2 separate regions of the Homo sapiens genome follow, and region 2 is linked to region 1. A link is an interaction called in ENCODE POLR2A ChIA-PET data of the cell type or tissue named here. Cell type or tissue: OCI-LY7. All regions are shown on one strand. Each heading gives the region's core, and the rest is flanking DNA. Links, peaks and the distances in the headings are about the cores only. Region 1 overlaps RALY (RALY heterogeneous nuclear ribonucleoprotein). Region 2 has its middle 75 kb from the start of RALY.

Evidence for each region. ChIA-PET counts read pairs that join two places held together with the same protein. Peaks named below come from ENCODE experiments on the same cell type or tissue, not always from the same donor. Only the 100,000 strongest peaks of a DNase experiment are listed, where the experiment ranks them.
Region 2: POLR2A ChIA-PET joins it to region 1 with 10 read pairs; 14 of 35 experiments call an interaction of 5 or more read pairs at or near these places.

The regions. Positions count from the first base shown.
Region 1 is chr20:33,995,981-34,005,743 of GRCh38, reverse strand. The region is part of intron 1 of RALY (RALY heterogeneous nuclear ribonucleoprotein); the gene reads right to left. Among named protein-coding and RNA genes, the nearest start is that of RALY-AS1, 6.5 kb to the right of the region's middle. RefSeq lists an enhancer at 6,453-6,953. In OCI-LY7, for the core only: no CTCF peak of the experiment used is centred there; no DNase peak of the experiment used is centred there.
Region 2 is chr20:33,914,379-33,924,141 of GRCh38, reverse strand. No RefSeq gene overlaps it. Among named protein-coding and RNA genes, the nearest start is that of RALY, 75 kb to the left of the region's middle. RefSeq lists a silencer at 3,845-4,044. In OCI-LY7, for the core only: no CTCF peak of the experiment used is centred there; a DNase peak (open chromatin) is centred at 5,791; H3K4me3 peaks cover 903 bases; H3K27ac peaks cover 1,192 bases.

The DNA.
Region 1 (9,763 bases), core at 3,324-5,823:
TTTCCAATCTGTATGATCACGATCAATACAACCTACTTCTTAGGGTTGAGGTGAGAATGAAATAATATTTTATATGTATAAAAGGCTTCGCACATAGTAACCTTCAGTAAATATTAGCTCTATTAGTATAAACAAAAGGTACCAAGTATGATATCTCAACACAGTGGACACTCAATATCACTAATATGCAAGGCTGTGTTAACATTTAAAACCCAGGTCAGATTTTTTTTTTTTTTGAGAAAGAGTCTCACTCTGTCACCAGGCTGGAGCGCAGTGGCACGATCTTGGCTCATTACAACCTCCAACTCCCTGGTTCAAGTGATTCTCCTGCTTCAGCCTCCCCAGTAGCTGGGATTACAGGCACGCGCCACCACGCCCAGCTAATTTTGCTATTTTTAGTAGAGACGGGGTTTCACTACTCCGTCAGGATGGTCTCGATCTCCTGACCTCATGATCTGCCTGCCTCAGCCTCCCAAAGTGTCAGGATTACAGGCCATGAGCCACTGCACCCAGCCCATCAGATTTTTAAATCAACTACTCGACTAGTCTCCTCGAGAGGGGGCCTAGAAATTCTCTAGTGAATGTCCCTAGTGGCATCTCTAGCACCCTGTCTATCTTGACAAACACCCCGCGACCTGACACAGGATCAGAAGCTGACTAATGTTTAACATGAAAATGCTGCTCTCTGGAAGGAGGCAGGGCCACCCTATTTTCCCCAACCAGGTAATTTAAGGTACATTTTCTAATATTTGCTGACAGAACAAAGAGGAAAGGCTCTAAGACATGATCAATGTTCATGCCAACCTTCAAAGTGATTTGGTAAAACTACACAAAATAAACACCCAGCTAGGGTCCACCGGCAGGATAAAAGCTGACAAAGAAATGGCAATTTTTCCCTGAGCAAATATACAACTAATAGATGAGCTCTGAGAGACTAAGTTCTTTAGGTTTTAGTATTCCCTCCCCAACCATTTTAAGAAGAAAAACTCTCTTTTGATATACTTCAGGTATGACTGTTTACTGGATTAATTTCTTTCTTGAAATGATGTAAGTATAAGCAAAGAGCTCATTCTCATCCTTTTATCCAGTTTAAATACAAATTGGCTTCATAACGACATGACCTTGTTCTGCTCTGAGAGGCTATGAGAAGGTATCACCCATCTCCAAAGTGTGGGACACTTCCACCACCTGCTCATTAGCAGGAATATGGATACTACTCGGTCTAGTCATTCATCTGTGCCTCTACTCAAGTTGTTCCCATTGCACAGAATGTTCTCCATCTCTGCAGCCTAATCACCTGTGACCATTCTTTCTGGAAAAGGGGGGAAGGGAAGCACATCGGTTGAGAAAAGATAACTGGGTGTTGCTTCTGCATAGTATGGGAGATAAGGTACAGACATGGCAATATTGATTGGTATTTCATAATCTGTAAGTACAACCAGACAGAATATTAGAAATTAAAATGGTCCTGGACAACAGATGGTCATTATCCTTATCCTACAAAGTCCAGCACAAATACTCACTGGTCCACAAATGTTCCTTGGGAACTCCCCCTCTGCCCCTCCTCCATGTACAAAGGAAGCAATCTCTTCCCCTTCTGAACTTCCCAATCATTGTACCCCTTTATGGTACTTGCTATGTGAGAATTCATAGTATGGTTCTTAAAATTCATATCTATAACTACTAACCAGAATGGCTTCAAATGAAAAAGATAGACAATGCCAAGTATTTACAACAACACAGAACAACAGCAATTTTCTCATCACTAACCATGTAACCTGGTAGACCTTTTAAAACTGTTTGGAGGCCGGGCACGGTGGCTCACGCCTGTAATCCCAGCACTTTGGGAGGCGGAGGCGGGCGGATCACGAGGTCAGGAGATCGAGACCATCCCGGCTAAAACGGTGAAACCCTGTCTCTACTAAAAATACAAAAAATTAGCCAGGCGTAGTGGCGGGCGCCTGTAGTCCCAGCTACTTGGGAGGCTGAGGCAGGAGAATGGCGTGAACCCGGGAGGCGGAGCTTGCAGTGAGCCGAGATCCCGCCACTGCACTCCAGCCTGGGCGACAGAGCGAGACTCCGTCTCAAAAAAAAAAAAAAAAAAAAAAACTGTTTGGCATATTTACCAAAGGTAAACATATGCCTAACCTAGGACTTACAGTATGAGGTTAGAGAACACTTACTCACTGTTCCCGCTGAACAGTTCACCTCCAGTCTTTTGCTCCATCATTGCCCCTGTCCAGATGCTTTCATCACACTTTTTCCCAATCCCAGAGACCAGCTGAGATCACTCTCCCTGCTCCCTACAAAGAGATCGATCTCCCCTCTTAAGGAAAATTCTGCCACTTACCTATTACCACTGACAAATGACTGATGGATTCTTCACATATAAATTGTCTCATGTGATTTTACAACGTTCTAATTTGCTCCTCACAATACCATTGTGAGGAAGGCAAGATATGGAGTGTTAACCCCACTTCACAGATGAGAAAATGGAACTTCAAAGAGAGAGAAGATGACATCTCCAGTTTACATGGCCTTATTATTCCAGACCCCACAGGCAATGCTAAATTGTTGGAAGAAATCGGGAGCACAACACAGCATCCCAAGTAATATTTCTCTCTGAAGGGTAGGAAAGAGGGAAGAGCCCTTCAAAACCAGGAGAGCCTCAATGTGCCCACCATTTCCATTTACTAGGGCTCCTTGCTGCAAAGTGTTCAAAGGCGGCTGGCAGTGGCAATGGGCTTCACGAACTACAATATAAACACAATTATCAAATCACAGACTGATCAAATGCCAGAAACCACACCTCAGATAATTCCACCTGCATACAAAATAGAGCTATTTTATTTCAAAATAGAGCATAATAAAACTTAAAATAATTCAACATGAAACTTAATTTTCTTCATTTCTACATAAGAAGCGAGACAATACCAAATCTTCCTGAAGCCAGCCAGAGAACTGTGTGGGTGTCCAGATGCAGATATCTGGACACCTAAACCTGAAAGGAAATGTTGTCCCCTACTCTAATATTCTTGACTTTACACACTGGGTGTTGGACACCTTAGCAACAGAGGATAAATATCTGTAAAAAACAGAAGGGAGAGAAGGGAATGCCAAAAAAATAAAGTCTACACACTGGAAGTCAGATTATCAAACTGGTCTCCTTGTCTACTGATACAGCCACCAATTATGTTATTTTCCGTTTGAACCCTCAATCCAAATATATGAGCCAGGGCGGCAGGCTGGATTTGCTTTACTTATCTGTCTTCCTCTCAAGACTGAAAGTAATTTGTGGACAGGAATTATGTCTTGTTGGTTTTTATGTTTTCCATAAGAAGAACATATAGGAGGTACTCCAAATTCCTGGAACGAATGGTTGAGATTAGGGATGGAAGGCTGTTGGGACTCCCAAGCATAAATAATCATGCCACGGCAACTAAGTAACTTCCTCTGAACCCTAATTTTAGTAAGGGTTGATTTTAATTGGTGTAAGAATCAATTAGGGTGAATCTTTAAAGTCTGAAGAGAAGTTATTCTTGTGCTCAACTGATTCACGCACAGCCCTCATTATTACTTTGGCAGCAGCACCATTCCTCAGTACCACCTTACAGGTATCCGCAAAAACAAAATTCCAAAGCCTTAAATTAATGCTTCAGGTAAAAAGGAAACGACGTGGTCAGGCGCGGCTGCTCACGCCTGTAATCCCAGCACTTTGAGAGGCCGAGGTGGGCAGATCACCAGGTCAGGAGATCGAGACCATCCTGGCGAACACTGTGAAACCCCGTCTCTACTAAAAATACAAAAAAATTAGCCGGGCGTGGTGGTGGGCACCTGCAGTCCCAGCTACTCAGGAGGCTGAGGCAGGAGAATGGCATGAACCCGGGAGGCAGAGCTTGCAGTGAGCGGAGATCATGCCACTGCACTCCAGCCTGAGCAACAGAGCGAGACTCCGTCTCAAAAAAAAAGGAAACAACATTCGATTTCTCAGTATAGTGTGGTCATATCTCTTACCAAAAAAACCCAAATCTAGATAAATGAAGTTATGGAAATGACCCTTTTAAATCTACTGCTGGGCTTGCTTTCACTAACACAAAGAATTTCAAAGGAAACTAGACAAATAGATCAAGAGACACCATGTAAGCAGTACCGTTAACTAAGCTTATTAAAATCCTTAATAAAATAAACAGGAGACAGCTAAATACCAGATAAATGCCTCTGGAATGAAGAAAATCTGGCCAATAACATTAAGCTTCCAAACCTGGCATTCTAAAAGAGAATATTTACTTGGAATAAAGCAATGAGTCTTACCTTGACAAATAACAGAGCTATTCAGTCTCTACAGATGGCACTTCAAGGGCCAGGTAACCTCAGTAGAGGCATCTACTCCATAAGCTAAAGCTCTTAGGAAATGCAAGTTTCTGGTCTAGTGTTTTTCCATTATTACCATTGTGTGAAAATCTTAAAATGTTTTTTATTTTTCCTTTATTATGTGATTTTAAACAGTTTGCTACATATTTTAATGTAATTTTTTTATAGTCTTGGACTCCAAGTTTGTCCCATGAGGCTACAGCTCCAAGTTTATAATGGAACTCAGCATACAATTTGATAAATTCATCTCACAAGCAATTTTTCAGCAATCTGTCCACTCTAAAAAGCAATATCCATCTGTTTATATACTGAAAGGTATCTTTTGTGAACCCAGAATTTAACCCTCTGAGATACTCTCAATACTTTAGCAAAGCCCTTTCTCCTTCCAGAGATAAATTCTCAAGCCACTTCCACAAAACTGTAAAAAGGTAGAAATATCACTCAAGATTATCTAGTCCAATTCCCTTGTTTCACAGACAGGAAGACAGAGATCCCACAGAATATTAGATAATTACAATTAACATGGGTTTGGCAAGCAACAAAAGCCCACTGACTGCTATTTTCCCCAGTCAAACTCATTGGTGTGTTGGGAAGATAGCCAGATTTGCACTTTAGTTAGTAGAGCACTCCCTAGGAAACTCAAGTATGTACCCTCTAAGAAACCCAAGTATTCAGCCACAACCCCCTACCCCAACCCCAGAATAGAGAACAGGGGGCAGTGGATGTCTTAAATGGCTCTTCTGGAGATGGAGACTAGAGCCCAGGGACAATATCCCATCTTTCCTTCCTTCCTCCCAGGAGGTACAGGACATTGATTACCATGAAAGCCATTATGAAATGACAGAAGACACTAACACTGAGGAAATAAGGCAAGGCTGTGGAAACAAAAGATGACCAACATTAATACTTGGCCAGATACCTGCTTCTACTTATTCGTTCGAAGAGAGGGGAGAAGTGAGAGAGACAGGGACCTCCAACCCTTTTTCTGTCCCTACCTCCCCACCCCCACTCTTTGGGCCTTTATAGAATTTCAGGGACCCCCCCAGATGATTTTATGAGGAAACAGGGCTATAAAAAGAAAGGACCTTAGTCCAGCCCACACACTGACCAAACGATGCTCAGGCTAGTGACAAGACTTCCTATTTATTCCACTGCACTCTGTCTCTATTCCTAAGGGTCTGTGAGCTGCACCCTGAGCACAATTTCCTTACAGTACCCAGGGGGAAGTTGTAGGACAAGCAGGTTAACATTACGGCTGTCATTTTCTCCCTTCCAGCTATATAGACATGAAGCCAAAATTGAATAAGACCAAGACACTCAAGTGAAAACCTTGCTATCTCCACCCCTACTATATCCCCTCACCAATGCCAAACTAAGAAGGGGGAGAAGAAGAAAGAAATACCTCTCCTAGAGATATATTATCTAAACCACCACCTAGAATCATAAAATGTAATTGCTAGAAGGGACCTTATGGGTCATCTAGTCATTATTCAGATGAATAAACCTAGACACGTGCCACCCGAGAAAAAGACTGGAGCACACAGTGGGGTCTCCTGACTCCTATCCCTAATAGAAACCCTTCCGGGTCCCTCTCCATCCTGTCCTACCCTGCCCTGCCCCATCCACCCTCTCCCCAGGCCACCGCTGTATCCAAGCTACTGAGACTTCTGCCCTTCTGGATCATGAGCTCCTTAGGATACGTTTTACTTATCTTTGTTTTCCCAGTGCCTAGCAGAGAGTAAGCAGAGAAGTGGCTTCGGCTTAGAGAGGGACTTAGGAATACACTAGTACACGAAAAGACCAGTGCCAAAGGATGTAGCCTGGATAAAATGTAAACTTTTCTTGGCTTAACGTAAGCAGTTTCCAGGCTGTGCCACACCCGGATGTCTAGGATTGAATATCTCCTCTCTTCCTAAACTAATGTTTGCATCATCCAGTTTAGCCAGGAACATGACCAGTTGTGCCATACTCTCACTCTCTCCCTTTCAGACCTGACACAAAGAACTAGAATCCATAACCAGAGGTAAGTGAAAGCATATGTAAGGAGACCCTGCATAAGAAACCCTACCCCCTCCCTTACGTGCTCCTTCTTCTCCTGTGTCCTCACCTCAATAAACAGCACCCATTTACAAAACTGCACCAGGTAGAAACCAGATGTCATCCCGATTCCTTCCTTACCCTCCACACCAATAATCTTTGTCTCATCACTCAATTCCACCTTTTTTCTTTCCTTTTTTTTTTTTTTTTTTGAGATGGAGTCTCACACCCAGGCTGGAGTGCAGTGGTTCGATCTCAGCTCACTGCAACCTCCACCTCCCAGGTTCAAGTGATTCTCCTGCCTTAGCCTCCCACATAGCTGGGATTACAGGTGCCTGCCACCACACCCGACTAATTTTTTTTTTATTTTTAGTAGAGACGGGGTTTCACCACGTTGGCCAGGCTAGTCTCAAACTCCTGACCTCAGGTGATCCACCCACCTCAGCCTCCCAAAGTGCTAGGACTACAAACGTGAGCCACCACGCCCAGCAATTCCATCTTTTTTCTGCACACACTCTTGCACACGCTCTCCCACAACCTTCATTTGAAACACCATCACCTCTTGCCAACCTCCTAACTGGTCTCTCTGCCCACAGTGTTCTAGCTCTCCAGTCCGCTCCTGAACAGGCAGCCAGAGATATCCTTCCAAAATGCACATTGAATCATGGCCCCCTCACCTCCGGATGAAGTCCAAACTCCTCAACACAGGCAAGAAGGCCCTTTCCTGACTTGGCCTCTGCTCTGCCTACCTTGAAAGTCTCCTGTCTGGCCATATCCACCCACCTCAAGCATTATGCTCCACCCAAGAATCCTGAGAAATTTGTTTAGCTCTCTTGGCCCGTTTCCTTCAACTACAGAATGGGAATAGTAACAGTACGTACTTTCGGGATGGTCTTAACCTATTATCACCATTTCTGAACTTACTGTTCCTTCTACCTAGAACAGTCTTATCTCTGCCTCTTCCCTGACTCCCCAGATCTCTTCTTTTCCTGGCTTATGTCTGTTCTCTTGAGGGCTAGGCTTAACCAACTTCTCCTCCTAAAAAGCCTTCCCTGACCTTCCAATGCTGGGTTAGGCATCATTTTTCTGTGCTCTCCTGGTGTCTGTCCCTGTGACAACACTTCTCACACTGCCTGTTTCCTTGCCTATCTTTCCCACTACGCTATACAAACCCAAATCCCTAAGCGTAGCACCAGGTCTAACAGAGGCTCATTAATTCTTCAGTGAATGAAAAACTTTCCAAAAATGAGGTATCCAAAGAAAGACAATCTCAACAAGTAACCAACTCAAATGTCAGCCAGGTGGCTGGTCTAAATGACTGTAAGGTCCCTCAACTACAAGATTCTATTCAATAAATTCAACACACTGACCTCATGGGTCATATTTGTTTGAACTTTAATATGCAGGCAATGTTGGGGCCATCAGATTTTTAAGGAGAGTGTGACATGACCAGACACATGATCATGTGTTTGTTACCCTATTAACCATCTCTGAGACACTGCCTCTCCCAACCCCCAGTTGTTATCAGGACAATATTCCAACCATCTTCATAAACATGAAGAGCCCACTCCCCTAAATGGACCAACACAGAAAACGGTCAAAGGGCATTTTGAAAGGCTATATGCAGCATCTAACTCCATCTTAACCAACTGCAAGCAGTGAGTATCCATAAACATCCTCCAAGAACCCAAAAGCTAATCCCTCCTGTGTGCCTCTATGGAAAAAGGGGGAAGAAAGAGGGAACATTTCATAAAGGTGATCTACTTAATCATTCTGAGTAGTTTTGATCCAAGCTGCTGTCACTGCACTGTTATTCCTGATAACTGCAGCCCAATATCCCCAAACCCTGGACTGTCAGAAGGGCAGGTGCAAACAAGGTGAGGGTGGGGAGTTATCTCGGTTCTATTTTAAGGGTGTAATAGCCTGGCGTGGTGGCTCATGCCTGTAATCCCAGCACTTTGGAAGGCCAAGACAGGAGGATCACCTGAGGTTCAGGAGTTCGAAGCCAGCCTGGCCAACGTGGTGAAACCCTATCTGTACTAAAAATACAAAAATTACCCAGGCGTGATGGTGCATGCCTGTAGTCCCAGCTACTCGGGAGGCTGAGGCAAGAGATCCCTTGAACCCAGGAGGTTGAGGTTGCAGGGAGCCAAGATCGTGCCACCGCAATCCAGCCTGGGCGACGGAGTGAGACTCCGTCTCCAAAAAAAACAGGGTATAAGGTCTCTTCTGCAGATACTGGGGGGCCAGCAGAGATTCAAAACAGGCTTCAGTGATACAGAACATCAACCTAAGGGGGAGAAAAGTAGGTCTTACTCAGAGAGGCCTGGGTTCCTGCCCTGGAGCTGCATGCCACATCTCTGCTGCAGGTGAGGACTAATAATTTTGCATTTACAATGCACTCTGAGACTAAAGAAGACACTAAGTGTGCCAGCTTTGCAGGCACAAAAGGACAAATATTGCATGATTCCACTTACATGAGGTTCCTAGAGTAGTCAAATTCACAGAAAGTAGAACGATAGTTTTCAGGGGCTGGAGGGAGGAGGGAAGGGGGAGTTAGTTTAATGGGTACAGAATTTCAGTTGGGGAAGATAATGGACAGTGATGATGGTTGCATAACCATGCGAATGTATTTAATGTCACATAAATGTACACTTTGAAACGGTTAAATGGTAAATTTTATGTTATATATATTTTACCACAATTTTTTTTTTAAAAAAAGCATGCCAGCTTTAAGGTTATACTGTCTGCAGTCTGAATACTGCCATGGCCACTTACCAGTTACATGACCCTGAGGCAGGTAATGTAACCTCTCTAAGCCTGTTTCTTCTATAAAACAGGGATAATAATAGTACTTAATTCATAGGTTGCTCTAAGAATTAGTAATATAGTCCATAAAGTCCTCAGTCCATTGACTGGTGGTACACGTTAAGTACTTAATAAATTTAGCTATTATTACTACCACTATAAAGCACTTTCATAGCCATTTTCTTAACAATCCCCACAACAACCCTATGAGTTTACAGATAAGGAAACTGAGGCTCAGAGAGCCACAATGAGTGGCTCAGTTTATGATGTCAAATCAAATCCTCTGCTCCAGAGAGGTGTCTTGTCCTCACTACTTACTCATTCTGTCATCTAAGGCAAGTGCTATGCTGTGTCTCCATTCCCTCACAGTAAAAAAAGAGACATAAACCAAGCTCTGCAAACTACCTCACAGAAATGGATTAGAAATTAAATCAGATAATGGTTATGGAAGAGTATATAAGCCATAAACACATAAAACCGAAGTGGTGACTTACGAGAACTAGTACACCTGTGCTTAAACCTGGCCTCCTCTTAATACTAACCATAA
Region 2 (9,763 bases), core at 4,321-6,820, 83 kb after region 1:
TGCTTCCCACAGCACCGCTTATATCCTGGGAGTAAAACGTTGACCTATGGCTCTGCTATAAAACTCTTGCTGACAATATTCATTATGCAGTCATCCCTCAGTAGATGTGGGAAATTGGTTCCAGGATACTTTCCCTCCCTTGCGCACACCAAAATCCACACAAACTCATGTCCTGAAGTCAACCCTGAGGAACCCGCATAGGAAAAGTCAGCCCTGCATATATGCATACTTGGCATCCTGTGAATATTGTATTTTCAATCTGCATTTGGTAGAAAAAAAATCCACATATAAGAGGGCCCATGCAGTTCAAACCTGTGTTGTGCAAGAGTCAGCTGTATTATTCAATGCCTCCTTTGAAGAACTCAAATGACAAGCTCCCAGGACAAGTTGGGGTGTCTTGAACAACTGGTAGATTTCCTTCTGGACAATAATGAGAGTTATGGAATCTACTGGCTTTCCTTTTTACCTTCACCATCAAGTGGCCCAAAGTGAGGTTAAATGCCCTCATCAAGATCACCAATGACCTCCATGTTGCTAGATCCAATGGTCAGTCCTCAGTCCTTACCTTATTTAACCCATTTTCCGTACTTGACATACATAATGACATTCCCCCTCTTGAAACTCTTTCTTCGTTTGACTTCTAGGATCCTTTACTTTCTTAGTTTTACTCCTAGCTCACTGGCCTCTTCACATTCTTCTTTGTTGATTCTTCCTCATCTCTCCAACCTTAAAACATAGGAAAGTCATGAGTCCAGTCCTTTTTCACACTCTGCCATACACCTCCACTGGCAATCTCATCTAGCTTCATGACTTTAAATACCACATCTATGATCATGATGCCTAAATTTATACCTCTAACCTGGACCTTTCTCCTGAACTCTAGACCCATATGTCCAATTGTCAATCTGATGTCTCTTCTTAGATATCCAACAGGTATCTCAGACAACACACATCCAAGACTCAACTCCTTATCATCAAAGCTTCTCTACCCACAGGCCTCCTCATCTCAGAAAATGAAAACACTCATCTTTTAGTTGCTCAGACCAAAAACCCTGGAGACAACCCTCTCCCTTTTTTTTTTCACACCCCACTCCAATCCCTCAGCAAATCCTATCACCTCTACCTTTAAAATATATCCTGGAGCTGGGGACGGTGGCACATACTTGTAGTCCCAACTACTGGGGAGGCTGAGGTGGGAGGATCACTTGAGCCCAGGAGTTCAAGGCTGCAGTGAGCCAGGATCGTGCCACTGCACTCCAGCCTGAGTGACAGAGTGAGATTCTGTCTCTATTAAAATTTAAAAAAATAAAATATATCCTGTATCCAACCTCAGCTCCTCACTGCTTCCACTCTATTCCAAACTACCATCACCTCTTGCCTGGATTACGGCAATATTCTCCTAACTGGTTTTCCTAATTCTGCCCTTGTCACCCTTTAGTCTATTTTAATGACAGCCTCCAAAGAGATTTGTTTCATGCCATCCTCTGTGCCTCCAGTGGCACCAGGATTCTTGGAGTTAAAGCCAAAGTTCACCCTGGCCTATAAGGCCCCAAATGGTCTGACCCCCTGTTTACCGCTCTGATCATCTCTCCTACTGAGTGACTTCCTTCGTGCAAAAGATGATGACTGGTGGTCACAGAAGTGGATGAGGTCACTCAGGGTAAGGGAGTTAAGTGGAAAGGGAAGGGGAGGGGAAGGGAGAGAAAGGGAGGGAAGGGGAGGGAACCCAGGATAGAGTTTGACCAAAAAATGAGGAGCCTGAGAAAGACAACCAGAGGTCAAGGAGAAGGACCAGCAGAAGGTGGGCCCACCAAAACCAGAGAGAGAATGTCTCAAGAAGAAACAATCTCTCCTCACTGAGGGCCCACAAGGCTGAACAACCCATCTTCAATTTCCCTTTCGTGCAGTTAAACTTTTTAAACCTTTTTAAATGATGAGCCATTTGTCAGGGATGCAGCATCTTGGCAGCCAAAACAAGTAAGGAGAAAAAATATTAGCATCTTTTCACTGGTCATTTTTTCTCCCTTTCAGCCTAAGCAGGCCAGAACCAGTATTCATTATTAATAGACGCATGTTTTATTAAAGGTATAAAGACCAAAGATTTGTAACTTTAATAATCCAGATTCTTATTTTAAATTCTCCAACATTATTATTTATTGATCGGCTGGGGAATGTTTCTTTTGTGATCACCAACCTGCCAATTCCTGGAGGGTTAATAGAAGTGGTGAAATTAGAGGAGCTAGCACTGGCACTGATTTACTCCAAGGTGTCCAAAACAACTCCCACAAAATGAGCATCTGCTTTGTGCCAGGCCCTGGGCCAGGCATGGGGCATCAGAGCCAGAAGGGTTAAGGCACAGCCCTCCCCTAATTGGGCAGGCAGAAAAACAAATAATTATACGGACAAGGCAATTACTCAGGTGTGTGGGGGAGCAGAACTGAGTTGTCAGATGCTTTTCTCTGGAATTAGGAAGATTTAAGTCTCAGTGCCACAACTTACTAGCTGTGTGATCTTGGGCATGATACATTCCCTATCTGAGTCTCAGTTTTCTCGTCTGTAAAATGAGGACGGTGTGGGTTTTCATGAAGATTAACTGAGCCACTGATGCATACAGCTTGTTTGGCCTGGTACTCAGTGTGTAGAAAGCCCCCATTCAATGGTAGCTGAGGCAGTGGTGGTGGTGGTGGTGGTGATGTGAACAGTTATAGGGGCTGGGCGCAGTGGCTCACGCCTATAATACCAGCACTTTGGAAGGCCGTGGTGGCTAGATCATGAGGTCAAGAGATCGAGACCATCATGGCCAACATGGTGAAACCCTGTCTCTACTAAAAATACAAAAATTAGCTGGGTGTGGTGCTGCGCGCCTATAGTCCCAGCTACTTGCGGGGCTGAGGCAGGAGAATCGCTTGAACTCGGGAGTCAGAGGGTGCAGTGAGCCAAGATCGCCACTGCACTGCAGCCTGGAGACAGAGCGAGACTCCGTCTCAAAAAAAAAAAAGGTACGGGGGGCCAGACACAATGGCTCATACATATAATCCCAGCACTTTGGGAGACAGAGGTGGACAGATCTCTTGAGCCCAGGAGTTTGAGACCAGCCTGGACACCATGGCAAAGCCCCATCTATACCAAAAAATTTACAAAAATGTGCCGAGCATGATGGTGCACTCCTGTAGTCCCAGCTTCTGGGGAAGCTGAGGTGGGAGAATCACTTGAGCCCTGGAGATTGAGGCTGCAGTGAGCCGTGATCACACCACTGCCCTCCAGCCTGGGCAACAGAGTGAGACCCTGTCTCAAAAAGAAAAAAAAAGCAGGGGCACACACTCTGGGCATTAATTCTTCCTGAAGGAGAGGGTTAAAAGAAGGTTTCACAGAGGAGGATATATTTGAGCTGGTTCTTGAAGGATAATGAGGATTTCAAAAGGTTGACAAGCTGAGGGAAGAACATTCCAGATGGAAAGCTGTCAGGGAGAAACTCACTGGTGAGCAAATGTGAGCCGTGTCGGGGAAAAGCTGAAGAGCTCTGTGGGCTGAGGACATGGTAGCTTGAAGTGCCTGGTGGGAGGGTGGCAACAGTGCAGAAGGTCTCCAAAGCTAGGCAAGGGATCTGGGTTCGCCCTAAAGGTGATGGGGAGACTTGGAGGTGTTTTTTTTTTTTTTTAATTGTGGTAAAAAACATATAACAGGCCGGGCACAGTGGCTCACACCTGTAATCCCAGAACTTTGGGAGGCTGAGGCGGGCGGATCACCTGAGGTCAGGAGTTTGAGACCAGTCTGGCCAACATGGCAAAACCCCATCTATACCAAAAATATAAAAAATTAGCCGGGCGTGGTGGTGCACGCCTGTAATACCAGCTACTGGGTAGGCTGAGGCATGAGAATCGCTTGCACCTGGGAGGTGGAGGTTGCAGTGAGCCAAGATCCTGTGACTGCACTCCAGCCAGGGTGACAGAGCCAGACTCTGTCTCAAAAAACAAACAAACAAACAACAACAACAACAAAAAAAAAAAAACAGGCTGGGCATGGTGGCTTACATCTGTAATCGCAGAACTTTGGGAGGCCAAGGCAGGTGGATCACCTGAGGTCAGGAGTTCAAGACAGCCTGACCAACATGGTGAAACCTCACCTCTGCTAAAAATGCAAAAAAAAAAAAAAAATAGAAAAGAAAAAAACATATAAAATTTACCATCTTAACCATTTTTTAGTGTATGGTTCAGTAGCATTAAGTGTATTTACCTTTTTGCGCAACAGATCTCTACAACTTTTTCATCTTGCGAAACTAAAACTCTCTCCCCCTTGAACAACTTCCCGTTTCCCCTGTCCTGGGCAGCCACCATTCTGTTTTCTGTTTCTAGGAGTTCGACTACTTTAGGTCCCTCATGTAGGTGGCTGGCTTATTCACTTAGCGTGATATCCTCAAGGTTCATCCATCTTGTGGCATAAGACAGGATTTCTTTCTTTTTACAGGCTGAATAGTCAGGCATGAGCTCACACCTATAATCCTAGCACTTTGGGAAGCTGAGGCAGAAGGATCATTTGAGGTCTCGAGCTTGAGACAAGCCTAGGCAACATAGTGAGACCCCCATCTCTACAAAAAAGTAAAAAATTAGCTGGGTGTGGTGGTGCATACCTGTGGTGCCAGCTACTTGGGAGGCTGAGGTGGGGGGATCATTTGAACCCAGGAGGTCGAGGCTGCAGTGAGCTATGATTGCACCACTATACACCAGTCTGGGTGCCAGAGTGAGACCCTGACTAAAAAAAAAAAAAAAAAAGGAGGCCAGGTGTGAGGGCTCATGCCTATAATTCCAGCACTTTAGGAGGATTTCTTGAGCCCAGGAGTTCGAGACCAGCCTAAGCAATATGGTAAAACCCTGTCTCTACAAAAAAATACAAAAAAAAAATTAGTTGGGCTTGGTGGTGCATGCCTGTAGTCCCAGCTACTCGGGAGGCTGAGGTGGGAGGACCACCTCAGCCCAGGAGGTTGAGGCTATAATGAGCTGGGATCATGCCACTGCACTCCAGCCTGGGTGTCAGAGTAAGACCCTGCCTCAAATAAAATAAAATAAAATAAAATAAAATAAAATAAAATAAAAGGCTGAATAATGTTCCATTGTATGTAGATATCACATTTTTATCCACTCATACATAGCAGGGGGGGTGGGGGTTTAAACAATCCCTCCAAGGGGTGGTGAGGAGGGTGGTATGTAGAGTGAATTGAAGCAGCCAGATTGGCAGCAGGGAGGCCAGGGAGGGGCTGGTGCAGCCGCCCAGGTGCATGCGATGATGGCGGCCAGGCCTCAGGTATGGCAGAGGTCTTGGATACAAAAGACATTGTGGAGGTAGAATTGGTGGTATTTGATCATTGGCGATATGATATTTGTCCTAACTTTAGAAATCTAGAGGTGACTCAAGTCATTCCCGTCCTCTTACTCCAAAAGTGGGAAAGAGGGCCTGGCTGGTCCCTTCAAGGGTGAGGAGGAGGATAGAGAATTGCTATGGTGGGCGAAAGGCAAATGCCAACACTTCCAGTTCTATTAGGTTGGTGCAAAAGTAATCACAGTTTTTGCCATTAAAAGTAATGGCAAAAACAAAAACTGTGATTACTTTTGCACCAACCTAATATAATCCTTCAGAAAGTCCCCACTCTGTAGACTATCTTCCCCACCCTGTCCCCCAGCATGTGACTGGGACATTGGGCAGGATGGCTAGCCAGCCACGTGGGTGAGAGAACACAATCCCAAGGGGAAAGGGAGCTGGGCTTCTGGTCCCTGTACCACCTGTGTCTTGCTGTGTGACTCTGGATATGTCCACACCCCTCTGTGGTTCTCAGTTTCAGTGTGTAAAGTGAAAGCGTTGGTAAAGCATTGGTGCTGCCGTGGATGGTGATGATGATGATGATGGCGGTGGTGGCCAACTCTTTTTGAGTGCTTACTCTGTGCCAGGAACTCTTCTAAGTGCTTTTCAAGCATAAATGCATTGATTCATTTTATTCTTCCAGCACGATTATAATCCCCATTGTACGAATGAGGAAATGAAGGCAAGAGAAGCAAAGTTACTTGGCTGAGGTCACAGTGATAACAGGCAGAGCTGGAATTCAAATGCAAGCAGTCTGGCTCCAGACCACTCCCTGGAATCACTTGGGGAGCTTTAAAATATCAGATTCCTGGATCCACCCCAGACCTGCTGGATCAGAGCCTCTTGCTAACAAGCTCTCAGGGCTGAAGGCAGGGATTAGGGCTGAGGGTTCCATGGGGACAGACATTGCCTGGGTCTAGCCCAAGAGACAGTGGACCCTGATTCTTCCCCCACCTGCCCCAGCACTGATGTTCCCTGGGTTTGGGGGTGACTGACCCTTTTGGAGACAACCTGCAGGGTGTACCCAGATTATTCCCACCCTCTCACACATGACCTGGAGGGAGCAGGCTCCAACTTCCTCATGCCCTCCCTGGAGTCCTCAGAAAGGGTCCCAGCAGGACCTACCTGTTACACAGGTAATAAATGACCCTAAGAAAAGATACTAAACCTCTCTAGCAACCCAATGTCTTAGTTCGTTTTCTCTTGCTTATCACAGAGTACTTGAAACAGAGTAATTTGCAAAGAAAAGGGATTGACTTCTTACAAGTGTGGAAGCTGAGTAGCCCAAGGTTAAGGGCTTGCATCTACTGAGAAGCTTCTGGCTGGTGGAGACTCTCTTCAGTGTCCCAAGGCAGTGTAGGGCATCACACATGGTGAGGGGGCTGAGCGTGCTAGCTTAAGTCTTTCTTCCTCTTCTTCTTCTTCTTTTTTAAAAAAATTAGAGATGAAGTCTCACTATGCTGCCCAGGCTGGTCTCAAACTCCTGGGCTCAAGCAATCCTCTATCCTCGGCCTCTCAAAGTGCTGGGATTACAGATGCAAGCCACCACGCTCATCCCTCTCTTCCTCTTCTTATAAAGCCACCAGTTTTACTCCCATGATAATCCAGTAATCCACTAACCTATGAATCCATGAATAGATTAATCCATTCATAAGGGCAGAGCCCTCATGACCCAATCACCTCTTAAAGGCCCTACCTCTCAATATTGCCACATTGGTGATTAAATTTCAACATGAGTTTTGCAGGGGACAAATATTCAAACCACAGCACTCAGCAAATGGGAGTTAATGCAATAAGAAAACGCCCTGGAAGGTTCTCAAGAGGGAAGGGCTGTAGTCAGACACCTTCCTAATCAAATTCATCCCTGCTCCATTTGGAATTTGAATGTACTCGAGTGCTCACAGGAGCTAAATTATTCTTTTTGTACATATGGTAATGACAGTATTAGGCCCACAAATATCTTGGTATGTGGTTATTTTTTAAAAGGACAACATACTGTCAAGCTAGATACCAACAATCAGTAATCGCTCAAGTAATCACTTTTTAAAACTTCAGTCTAAAAAAGAGTTCAATAATTACTGCTATCCGCAATAAGAATGAATCTCATAGACTCAGTGAATGGGCAAAACAAGCCAGACACAGAAAGCTAGATACCAGATGATTCCATTTATATGAAATGCAAGAACAGACAAAACCAATCTATGGTGATAGAAGTCAGGATAATGGTTATTTTTGAGGAGCGTTGACTGGAAGGGAAACTTTTAGGGAGGTGGAATGACCTGTGTCTTGACCTGGGTTGGAATTACACAGGTGTACACAAAGTAAAGATTCACTGAGTTGTACATGTATAACTTATGCACTGTACTATGTGCAATTCATGCCTTAAAAATGTTTTAAAGAGTTGGATTGTTTCTTTCTGGTTATCCATGTCTTTCGTTAACATTCAGATAGTGACTGAGAACTGACTGAGCGCTTACAATGTACACACCCACTCAAGTGGGGCAAGTGGCAGAAACAAGGGAAGGTTAGGCCTTGGCTTAGCCAGCACTGGACTCTGGACTTACAAGGCTTACAGCTGGAGGGGGCTACCAAGGCCAACTGTGCTTGATGCCATTGAGACTCCCACTCCCACACATAGTCCAAAAGAGCCAAGGCCAGGCCTGCGCAGCCTGCTCCACTGGGGGAGTGAACCACTCAGAAGGCAGCTGAACGGACTGGGAATAGGAGAAGCTATTAGCAGCTACCCTGGCCACGGGGCCCTGCAGGATCAAAGATGAGAACTGATCGGGCCCACAGGGCAAGGGGGAGGCCAGAGCCAGCAGGAAGGATAATTAGGAAAGACATCAGGCCAGGCTGGACAATGGAGGCTCAGAGATGTCAGGATTCTCACTCCCTGTTGGGACCACATGGCAGGAGGCAAGGGCTCCCCCTGGGGGCCAGGCAGGTAATGGACAATGGTCCCCAGATAAGAGACCAGAGACGTCCAGTTCATGCCCAACATTTCACAGCAAGTCAGGGACTCAGCCAGGACAAGACCCCACACATCCTGCACTCTATAGGCTTCTCCCCACCATCCCAGCAACACCCCAAGGTGATGTTTATTTCCTACCCTGAATGTTCCACATTCTACGTTCCCTGCATTTTCAGCTCTTTTTTTTTTTTAAGACTTAATTCTTGATTCTTTTGACAGCTTACATCATCCTGAAAGTAAAGTGAAAAAGCCATACCACACTACCCACTTTTAATACAGATCTTTGTAGATTGGGAAGCATAAACCAACCAAAAGAGTGATAATTAGTTCTGAATTCAAGTGAGGTTTATGGAATGTGAACCATTTGGGTAATCGGCTGGGGTGGTGCCATGAAGTGGTAATTAATTTGTTTTTTTCCCTAAAATGTTTTACTTAATTAAGGGAGGTGTTGATTTATATACACCTGTCCCCTGGGGATGGTTTGTAAGGCAGGAGAAAATTCCAACTGTCTCCCCGCCACGTTTCTCATCAAATTATTTCATTACATTCAGATACACTTTTGCAGCACTGATTGTGACAGATTCTGGAGTTATGAGCTCATAAATACTGGGGGGTGGGGGGAAGCTGGAGATGCACACTTAATGGGAAATGTTCTCATAATCAAAAGAATATTTCAAGCTGTGACAATGCAGGCCAAGAGAGGGAGGGGGAGCCACTTCAAAGAATAACAGGATGCTGAATAACCCAGCACCTGCAGCTCTGCCTCCTTCTGAGTCAGCTGGGCTCTCAAATATCAGCTTGCGAAGGGCGAATGTCAGGAGGATTTGTAGCTAGTCCTGGGTTCTTTGTCATAACTTACTTGGAGCTGATAGTAGCTTAAGTTTGTTCATTTACTTAACAAATATTTATTAAGCAGCTACTATGTGCTGGGCACTGTGCTACACACTGGGAATACAATAGTGAACAAGACAAGTTTGTTTCCTACCTTCATGGAACTTACAGTCCAGGAAGAGAAAAAAATATAAACAAGTAAAAGAATAAATAGCTGATAAACATATGCCTACTCGATGATCTAGCAATTCTACTCTCAGGCATATATCCAAAATAAATGAGTGCATCTCTCCATGGAAAGACGTGTAAAAATGTTCACAGCGGTGTTATTCAACAGCAACCAGTCAGAAGCAACCCATGGTCGGCCAGCAGAAGAATGAATAAATGAATTGTGTTATACTGACACAATGGAACACTGCTGTGCAATGGGGTATTGCTATGCAGTACTCCATGCAACAGCAATATAAAAAGAACAAACTGCTGTTGCATTTATCCACATGCAAAAATGTGGCTGTATCTCACAGACAATGATGAATGAAAGAATTTAGGCAAAAAGTGTCCAAATTACACGATTCCACTTACATGAAGCTCAAAGGCAGGCAAAACTCA